Linked DNA regions of Homo sapiens: region 1 is linked to region 2. The links are chromatin contacts, found by Hi-C or POLR2A ChIA-PET in ENCODE. All regions are on one chromosome and are shown on one strand. Each heading gives the region's core, a stretch centred on a gene start or an enhancer-like site at or near the end of the contact. The rest is flanking DNA. Distances are from core to core; before and after follow the strand shown.

Evidence for each region. Hi-C counts contacts between places; a loop is a spot of excess contacts on that map. ChIA-PET counts read pairs that join two places held with the same protein, here RNA polymerase II (POLR2A). Pooled maps may share reads with other maps.
Region 1: a loop to region 2 is called in a map of ascending aorta, with 2.3 times the contacts of the local background. The contact joins two enhancer-like sites. A Hi-C loop is called at or near these places in 2 of 168 maps with a recorded cell type or tissue (ascending aorta and gastrocnemius medialis) and 3 of 50 pooled maps. POLR2A ChIA-PET finds 5 or more read pairs at or near these places in 1 of 52 experiments (H1).

What each region holds. Positions count from the first base shown.
Region 1 is chr10:79,265,026-79,269,553 of GRCh38, forward strand. All of the region lies in intron 7 of ZMIZ1 (zinc finger MIZ-type containing 1), which reads left to right. Among named protein-coding and RNA genes, the nearest start is that of PPIF, 80 kb to the right of the region's middle. RefSeq lists enhancers at 253-302, 669-1,628 and a cis regulatory region at 1,065-1,921. Within about 2 kb of position 1,291, at least 36 of the 41 ENCODE cell types and tissues checked have a DNase peak (open chromatin) inside an H3K27ac peak, as active enhancers do; they include ascending aorta and gastrocnemius medialis, where a contact is called at or near this core.
Region 2 is chr10:79,147,357-79,152,528 of GRCh38, forward strand. The region is part of intron 3 of ZMIZ1 (zinc finger MIZ-type containing 1); the gene reads left to right. Among named protein-coding and RNA genes, the nearest start is that of ZMIZ1, 81 kb to the left of the region's middle. RefSeq lists silencers at 2,647-2,706, 2,767-2,846. Within about 2 kb of position 2,740, at least 37 of the 41 ENCODE cell types and tissues checked have a DNase peak (open chromatin) inside an H3K27ac peak, as active enhancers do; they include ascending aorta and gastrocnemius medialis, where a contact is called at or near this core.

The DNA of each region.
Region 1 (4,528 bases), core at 41-2,540, 120 kb after region 2:
CCAAACCGGTTTGGGAAACAGCACTGACAAAACTAGCCCTGACGGCTCTGAGGTTCCCTGGAGTTCAGTTCCCAGGGTGAGTTCACACGCCTCGAGGCTCCCAGTTCCCAGCTCCTGACAACCCGGGCAGCCCTTGGGGAGAGGGGGCGGGCGTGCGAGGAGTGTTCCTAGAGGGAGGGACAGGCTGTAGGCCCTCTCTCAGGCCAGACTGGACCACAGGACCTGAGAAGGCAGGACCTGCCCAGCACAGGGAAGCAGGTAGGGCAGGGTGAGCTGGGCCGGGAGCCTGCTTGCAGATCCCAGGCCACCTGCACCACCCAACTAGCCAGTCCTCCCTATGCACAGGGCTTCAGCTTGTGTGGGGACCGGGGGTGGGGGCAGCAGAGACGGACAGGGTCACTCGCAGCCCAAGCGCCAGCAGACAACTCCTTTTTTTTCTTTTCTTTTTTTTTTTTTTTTTGGCCTTTCTTACCCACAAGTGATGGTGATAGAGGTACAGGGAGCAGAACATGGGAATGATCTAGAAAACTCAGGAGGAGCTGAAACTCAGTTCAGCTTGCTACTGATGGTGCTGAGGCAGCAATACCATCAGTCTGCCGGAGACTGAGATTTTCCCCCAAGGAAAACCTCTCTGATGTAGGTTCCAGGGGTCAGCTGTCAGGGTCACCAGAGTCCAACTCACAATGCCCCAGAAGTGATGTTTTCTATAACCAAGGAGAAGGCCTAGCCCCTCAGCAGCCCCAGCAGCTGAGACCACAGGGTGCTCCCCACCCATCCACTCTCCTAGGACCCTGTCACCCTCAGAGTCCTGCAAGCATCGGCTGTTTGACCTCAGCGAATCCACTCTACTCTCTGGGCTTTGGCCTTGATCAACGGAGCAGCCCAACAGGGTGAGCTCTCTGGAGCCCCTTCCATCTGTAATCCCTGCTAGCGGTGTGGAGAGGCAGTCCACCCCAAGTGTGCAGACAGACAGCTCACCCCATATCACCTGCAAGATTGAGAAGAAGTCATGCAAGGTCAAGACTGGCCTGCGCCCTGAGAAACGTGACCCCACTTGGAGGCCAGGGCTGATTCAGGGGGCCACAGACTTCAGAGAGCAGTGCCCACCCCCTGTCTTTTACATGTGGCCAGAGACGGGAGGAAGTTGCCCACAGTCACACAGGAGGTTCAAGAAGCTGGGGTTGGCACCAAGTCTTAGGAGTGGGAGGCAGGCAGGAGGCACAGAGCTGTCTCCTGGGGATATGCCTGCTCTCAGACATGATGTCACAGAATTATGGGCATGAAAGTGGGGCCTTCGCGTACCAGCAGTGGGCGGGGCCGTTGTCCTGTGGAGTGACTGTTTGAATCACCCCTTCTTGGGCCTGGATTTCCCTTTTGTAAAATACAGGTAGTGTAATCCTTGGCAGGGTCCTAATTGGGTCTTGGGAGGTTTGAATGAAGTAGGAAGAACCACACGGCTGGGAGAACCAAAAGGTTGTGTGCTCCCACGGCCCGGTTAGATCCTCATCCACAGCAGGGTGAGTCGGGCCAGAAGGGGTGCCCCATCTTACAGAAGCACACACATGGCCCTGAGGCTGCACTGATGGTGCGGTGGTCTCGCTAGAGCCAACCCTGGTCTCCTGGGGCCCAGTAGTCACTGCCCCCGGTCCGAGGACTGTGAGTCTCTGTGGTCATGTGCTTCCTGTGCTATTTCCTCCTGGGAGATGACCCAAGAGAGCTGGCAGGGAGGAGGCCCCTTTTCCTATTTCTGGGGCACCCAGCAGTGACGGGTCTACAGGCAGGAAGTCCAGCCCCAGAGCCCCAGCCTCCAGCCGGGCAGAGTAACAATTCTGCGGCTAGTTCTGTTCTCAGGGCTCATGAGTCAGACCACTCATTCCTGCTTTGAGTAAATCAGCCAGAGTAGGAATCCTAGTTCCTGCCCGTCTCCCACCTCCTTCTGGACACAGTGGAATGGGGCTGAGGAGGGGCTTGGGCTCTGCCCACCGCCCAGGCCTCCTATTGTGGAGAGGACAGCTGCAAAGTCCCCCCAGCCCCTGTACCCACACACTCCAGAGGAGGAAGGGGTCTGCCTAGACCAGCCTCCTGGCACTGCTTGGCCTGAGAGCAGAGTCAGAAATGAGTGCCTGTCGGGGTGGCCCTGTGAGGGCCTGGGGTGTCTGGATGTGGGCACAGTTGGGTGCTAGGGGAGCACCCAGTCCAGTAGGGAAGGGGGCACTGTCTGCCCCAGGGAGCACCCAGTGTGAAGGGGTGGTGTGAGGCTGGGCACTCCTGAGCATCTGCATGATTTTCTTGGAGATGGGTGAAAGAAATTGTATTTTATTTGAGCAATTTTCTACAGTACTTAGGTGGAGAAATGGAGCACCCTCTGCATCCCAAGGGAACATGTATACTACAGCAACACTGCTAACAGTTTATTCCCATGTAATGCTTTCTACATGCCTGGTATTGTACCAACATTCTATGTATAGTAACTTACTTAATCCTCATGGTAATTTAGGTGGTAGGTGCTACTTATTATCCCCATTTTGCAGAAGGGAAAACCAAAGCACAGAGAGCTAAAGTAACTTACCCAAGATCACACAGCTGCTACGTGGCTGAGCTGGGATTTGAACCCAGGCAGCCTGGCTCCAGAGCTTGTGTTCTTGGTCACTCTGCCTCCTGGAGGCAGGAGACAGCATATTACTGCTTTTGGTTTCCAGGTGGGACTCTGGTGTGAGATGGGCCGTCTCTCACTTGTGTTGACAAAGGGGCCCTTCCTTCACCTCATGGTTCCTCACACCAGGCCAGTGAGCAGGAGAGGTTCCTCTTAGTGTCTGTCCATTTTAGAGATTTGATGAGGAGTCCAGGCCCGTGTTGACTCAAACCCCTGTGTCTGCTGCACTCTCCCGCCCCTCCCAAGCCCTCACCACCACTTCTTTTCTGTGCATGGCTATAGAACTTGGGGTCCCAGGGATATTCAGGAGACCCCATTGCCTTGAACTCCCAGGCTTCCCCGGTCCCAGGACCCTGTGTTTGGGAGCTGAAAGAGGAGGATCAGAGGGTAGGGGAGCACGGCCTGGGCCCAGGAGCAGAAGGAGCAGCACTATCTCCAGGGAGCCCTGGGTGAGATGCTGGGAACATCTCACTAACATGAACAGCAGCGCCGGCCCCTGAGCAGAGGACGACCAGGGCTGTGGCTGGCCCCCACGCTGTATGAACTGTTGCTGCTGTGAACTGCTTGCCTCCTGTTCCCCGTGACTGGGGTGGCTGTGCATGTCATGAAACATGTGTCATGTGACTCAGTTGTAGGTTTTATTTGAGGACAGCACCAGTCTCTGGACACATTCGTGATGAGATTCCTTTCAGAACCCTGTTTCTGAAGCTGGTTTCCTGCCCCCAGGAATGGGGAGCTGCTGGTAGGTTTAAAGGCCGCTGAGCGCCTGGTCACAGATGCTGCTCCAGTTGTCCGGGTCTCAGTGTCTGTCCTTCCTTCCCAGTCGTCTCAGCATATTGGGTTATTTCTAGCTGTGATTCATGTCAGTGTGTTAGTCATCTGTTGGCTGCATAGCATGTGCTAAACGCCGTGCTGGGTGCCAGGGTTGTAGAAGTGAAGCCCCCAAATCCGATCGTGGCCCCAGGGGCTCATGCTGTCGCTACGGAGCACCATGGCATTCCCCTGGGTAGTGTGGCCCAAGATTCGTGTCTGCATCCATCAAGCAACTGCCATCTACCAGGCCCTGTGCAGCCTCTGGGGATACAGATTGGAAAGAGGTAATCAGAATGCATGGGTGGAAGAAGTCCTCTGACCGCGTTGCAGAGGGCAGGTTGGCAGGAGGCAGGTTTGGAGATGGAGAGGAATGACAGGATGCTGTTGTCATAATTCAGAGGAGAACCGGCAGGGCTGCAGAAGGTGATTGGATTGGAGCAGGCAAGGAGCAAAGGGAACAGACTGCAAAGATCATCAGGATGTGGTGACCAGCGGGTGGGACAGGGAGGGGCCCGTCTTCCTGAGGCAGCTCGAGGTGCTCCCTGGGATTCTAGTGGATGTGGGAGCAGGAACTTGCGACATGTCAGAGGGGAGAGTGTGAGGACCAGTGTGGGGGCCTGGCTCTCCTGCCCCTGACTCAACAGGCAAGCCCCTGCAGCTCCCATGCCCAGTCTCCCCCGCTGCGGAGTGGCGCCACTCTCACTGCTGCTGCTACTTCAGAGGGTCTTGTGTGGCCTTTTGTAAGCTCATGGGATGGAAGCATCTGAAAATGTATCATTCATATTTTTATTGGAATCATGAATCCCACTTGCCACCTGCCAGGGCATGGTTTGAGGATGAGAGGGCCCTGCTTCAAGATGCTGCTGCCATTGCTTCGCAGGCCTCTTCCTGGGCCCCTCTGAGTGCTGCCCCATCCCTGGGGGTCTCCTGGGTCTCAGAAGCACCCCTCCCAACACCTCCCCCCAACACACACACACACACACACACACACACACACACTTTCTCTGTTCTCCAGCAGCCTTTTAGCTGCTAAGATGCTCTTTGATACTTAGGCCTTTGTTT
Region 2 (5,172 bases), core at 1,490-3,989:
CCGAGAAAGACAGAGTCCTCACCAGAGAAAGGGACACACATGGGCACAACCACCATGTGTATGGCCCCTGGAGTGTGCTTTAGAGCCCTGGCCTCCGTGGCAGGAGTGTGGAAGCCAGGCCTCCCGTGTGCATCCATCAGGCCACTGAATTATTAGCACCTACTGTGTGCCAGGACCTGGGCTAGGCAGGGATAGGGGTTGTCAGAACACAGACCTTCTGGAAACTTCGTCAAACCCTCGCCTCTGTGACATATTTTCTTCCCATTGGATGGGCAGCATCACCTTTCATTGCAAAACCCCTGTGATCTTGTCATGAGCTGGCCATTTCCCACCCCACTGCCATTCCAGGAGGATGCAACCCCTACATTGTTGCAGGGCTCAGGAAGAGCAGTGAGAGGCACCGCCGAGCCTCTCATGGACCAAGCAGGTGTTTCTAGCCAGGGAGAGTGTCCCCTTCCTCTAGGGAGGTGTGAGCCAGACCCTGGGCTTCCAAAGCAAATGTGTGCATGTGGGCAGAACACAGAGGCCCTGGGCTCGGACACCTGGGGGCCTTCTCCTAGCCCACATGGGGAGCAGAGCACCAGGGGAAGTGGCAGCTGCAGAGTGGGGCCTCCCCAGGCCTTCATCGAGGTTTGTCAGCCTGCATACTGTGTCTTGCATAGATGACACCATCTCTGGGGGCCTGGAGGAGGAGGGCTGTGGTGGCTTTTTGGGGCCATGCTTCTGAGAGCCCACCTGCATTCATGTGTCTGTTTGTCCACCTCCTCCCTGCTTCTTCCCTCTTTCCTTCCTTTGACAAACATTTCCTGGCAGCCAAGTCTGTATGGGGCCCACGCTCCACAAAAGATACATCCCTCACCCTGCATGATCACGGCCGAACTGGAATCCAGCAACATTCCAGGGTGGGCCCAGGGCCAGGCCCAGGTAAGGCCTAGGAGAGAGCTGGCTCTTGGCTAGGAGGCAGGGCATGGCTGACCCCACAGGCTCCCCTGGGTTCTGAGGAAGCTTAGGCGTACTTCCCCAGGATAGGCCAACGGCAGAGCCCACCAGGTGCCTGAGACAAGGGGGTGTAGAGAGCCAGCATCAAGGCCACACAGAGCATCATCAGACCTTGTCTCTGTTGTGATGAGGTCTAGGGTATTCAATCTGGAAGAGTCCCACAGGCTCGTGTGCTCAGGCTGTTCTAGGAAACGCCTGTCCGGAAAAGGGGTGGAGCTGGGTGGCCAGGGCTGAGGGTGACGCAGATCCGCCATCATGCCACCTACAACTGAATGTGGATTCTGGGCCGGGGTTTTTAATAAAGCTGCTGGGTCAGCATCCCAGAATGCTGCCTAGGCCTGTATGTCCCCAGCCTCAGCTTGCATATCTCTGGGGTCACGAGGCTTACTACTGCCGTCTTGTAGTTCCTCCTGGGACATGGGGTCCTGGCCTCCCACCAGGCTGACGCTGACTTCTGTCTTCCACCCTGCTTGTCTTAGGGCCACAGACTTTAGGCCCTTGGCAGTTTCCAATTGAGTCCCTCCCGGGCTTTCCTCCCTGCAGGCAGAGCATCAAGCTGGGTCTGTACGTGGCCCCGCCAGGGCCTGTTTGATTGGGGTAATCTGGACAAGTCATCAGTGGCCTGCGCTGGCAGCCAGGGTGTGGCTAAAGTCAGTTCCTGCCTAAGCTGGGCTGACCCACCTTCTCACCACTCAGGAGCTCCCGGAGCCAGGAGGGACTGCTGTGAGTTTGCCTTCATGAGGAGGCCCTTGGGCTGCCTTTGGTACAGGCAGGAGACCTGGATCCCTGCTCTGTCCCTATCTCTGTCCCTGTCCCTGGGGTAATCTCGAGCAAGGCTGGGCCCCAGGCAGGCCCACACCCCCTCCCATCTGTGTTCATCCCCAGCACTAAGCCAAGAGGCTTTTGTCCCTGGTGGGCTGTCGGCCAGCTGGAAGAGTCCTCCTTGCTCTCTGGCCTATTTGCTTTCTGAGTCCCTCTGCCCTGGGAGAGCATGAATGGGCAGGAGAGGGGACTGGAGAGGGCTGAGGGCCTCTGTTCAGATCTCTGCCCTCACTGGGTCGGGCTGCCAACCTCTGCACTCCCACCATACCCCCAACCTGTGGACAGGTGAGCCTCCAGTTCCTGAGGCCACAGGGAATGGGCTGGATTCACCTGGAGGCCATGGGTAGCCTTGCAGCCCCTGGGCCAAGCTCCCCTCCCACCCAGACTCCTCCAGACACTTCAGGGGTTCAGGCATGCCAAGTCAGGGTGGGGTGAAGGGGTCTTTCTCTAGGCGCTGTGCCTGTGGTTGACATCACGTTGTCCTCATGTGGGGCTGCGTGGCCCCGTGGGGTGGCACGCCTTCTGCAAGAGCTCGCCCTCCAGGAAGTTCTGCATTCGAAGCCTGAACTTGGCCTTGGTTCACTCTTCCTCTCATCCTGGTCTCTTGGGCATGACTTCTCCCAGGGGACACTGCTGTCTGCTGACTTGGAAAGGCAGGGATTCAATCAGGGGCCCCCGCTCAGCTGTGTCTGAAGTGTGCCCTCCTGGGAAGAAAACCCAGCAGCACTTTTGTCGAGGCCTCACACTGGAAAATGAACGGTGGGAGGCCTAGAGGTAAGAGGCCAAAGGCCACTAAGCAGGCCAGCGTGGCCTGCCCACTCCAGCCCCCAGAAAGCATTGGTGCTTCTGAGGAGGCTTGCTCGGCCCTCCCTCTCCCCTGGGCTGGGTGGGGCCAGTGGGACAGGAAGCCAGGGCGGGGCTGGAGGATGGGGCTCAGGGTGGCCTGGGCCTGAGCCAGGGATGAGGCGAAACCCAACCCTGGCCTGGCCCCGGGCCGCAGCCGTGCAGGTCACTAGGCCTCGGCGAGTGGCCACCCGCCCACCCAACAGGAAGCCCTGCCCAGACACCACCTTTGCCCCACCCCGTATTCTCTACGGCTGGCACTTCTCCTATTTCCCATGAGAGCTGCTGCCAGGAATCCTGCCCTCTTGAGAAAGGAAGCCCGACCTCGGGCCGCCCTGCCTCTGGCCTGCGCTGACCCCCTCCCTGGGCCTCCCCGTGGTGGCAGCTCTGGGCCCACGCCCGTCCTGCACCCCCCACACATGCTAATGACTTATCTCCTCTCAGACAAAGCCTGTGACCCTTGGGGACCTAGCAGGAGAAACCTCACAGTGGGACTAGGCCTGGGAGCCAGGAGGCTGGGGCTCTTGGTCTGGGATCCTCCACCAACCTGCTGGTGCACCTGGGCAAGTCACTCAGCCACTCTGGGTCTCATCTGTAGAAAAACAGGGAGAGGCAGACGCTCTGCCCAGCAATGAGCATCCCATGGGATAAAGGGTTTGGGGTGGGTTGAATGTGTGCCCTGTGAAGACAGCCAGGCTTGGGGGGTGATAACACAAAACCTCCCCATCCACCCCTGTCTGCCTGGAAAGGAGCCCCTTCTCTCATCTCCCAGAAGCCGGGCGACGGAGCATGCCTCCGTCTCTCAGCTCTGCTCAGGGAGCTGGGCCAGAAGCAGGGATGGGGCTGTGCTGAGGGGCAGGCTGTCCCACCACCCTCCCAACCCCATCCTCTTCCTCCCTCCTGGTGGGTGCTCTCTGACCCATGACCCACCTCCCCAAGTAAGCCCAAGCCCACCTCAGTATCAGCAGGGGTAGCAGCTTAGGGAATCAACTGTGTCTTAAAGGGGGCCAAGCAGAGGGGTCAGGGCACCACGGGGAAAGACCAGAGTCGTTGTGACATTGGATGGGTTAAGACAGATCCGGGGGCCACCTTGAGCTCCTGGGCGAGCTGAAAGCTTGTCAGCAGCAGGGAAGACCAGGCACCTGAGCAGCCAAGCCCCTGCCATGGGGTGGCCACAGCTCAGACTCTGGTGGCCTTGGACACATTGCTGCTCTGAGCCTCAGTGTCTGCATCTGGCAAGTGGACCTTTCAGAGCCAGTGTCTTAGGGTGCTGTGAGAAGTCCTTAAGATTTGGGGACACAGTGCTGGGCCCCCTGCGGCCCTTCCCTTTGAATCAGCCTTTTCCCTGTGAGGGAAACATTACAGGTCAGGATTAGGACTAGATTTCGTAGGCAGTGGGGAGCCACTGAAAGTTCTTAGAGGAGTAGTGAGTTCATGGGGAGAGGAACCGGCAGCAGAGAAGCCTGGCACACTCATCCGGTGTTGGAGCCCTGATTCAAGAGGGGTCATGGGGCAAAGAAAGTTAGCCCAAGTGGGTGTCAGCACCAGCTGGGCTTGGGAGGCCTCAGTTTTCCTCCTGTAGCTGGGTGCCTGTCCGCAAGGCTGGAGAGGCGCTGCTCAGAGCCAGCACTGAGGGTGGCACCACCACCCCTCCTTCTTCCTCTGGTGCCCCTGAGTCCCACCGGCGTGGGGTTGTCTGGGTTTGCCACTCAGGCCCGGGTGGGCCCCACTGCCTCTCCCTCCCTCCATGGCTTTCTAGCTCTGAATGGGAGTGGACTCTGGAGGCTGCAGTGGGCTGCGGGATGTGAGCCAGGGTGGGGGCATTGGCGGTGGGTGGAGTCACGGGCTGGGTGGCCATGAGTCAGGAATTGCTGGGCCTGTGTGTCATCTGGCTGCGTGCTGTGCTGGCTCCTCCCGCCTGTCTGCCTCATCTCGCCCGCCGCCATCTGGGCCCCCTGGGCTGCTCCACCAGGTGATGGTGCTCTGCTCTGTTTATAAGAGTTCAAAACGTAGGATGGAGTAGTCAGGGGACCGGGCTCTAGGGCCCAGGCTCCCCCAACACCAGAGGTGACCTTGGGCAGGTCCCCTTCCTCTTCTCTGAGCCAATTTCCCCCATTGAAGAGTGGATATTAGGCTGGCCAAGGGATTTCAGCCATGGCCCCAGATGAGATCCGAGGCAGCTTTGAAAGATAGCCCAGCCCAGTACAGTGGCTCACACCTGTAATCCCAGCACTTTGGGAGGCTGAGGCAAGAGGAGCACTTGAGCTCAGGAGTTTGAGACCAGCCTGGGCAACATGGCAAAACCCTGTCTCTACAAAAAATATAAAAAATTAGCTGGGTGTGGTGGTGGGCGCTTGCAGTCCCAGCTACTTGGAGGGTTGAGGTGGGAGGATCGCTTGAGCCCAGGAGGTCGAAGCTACAGTGATCAGAGATTACACCACTGCACTCCAGCCTGAGTTACAAAGTGAGACTCTGTCTCAAAAAAAGAAAAGAAAGAAAAAAGATAAC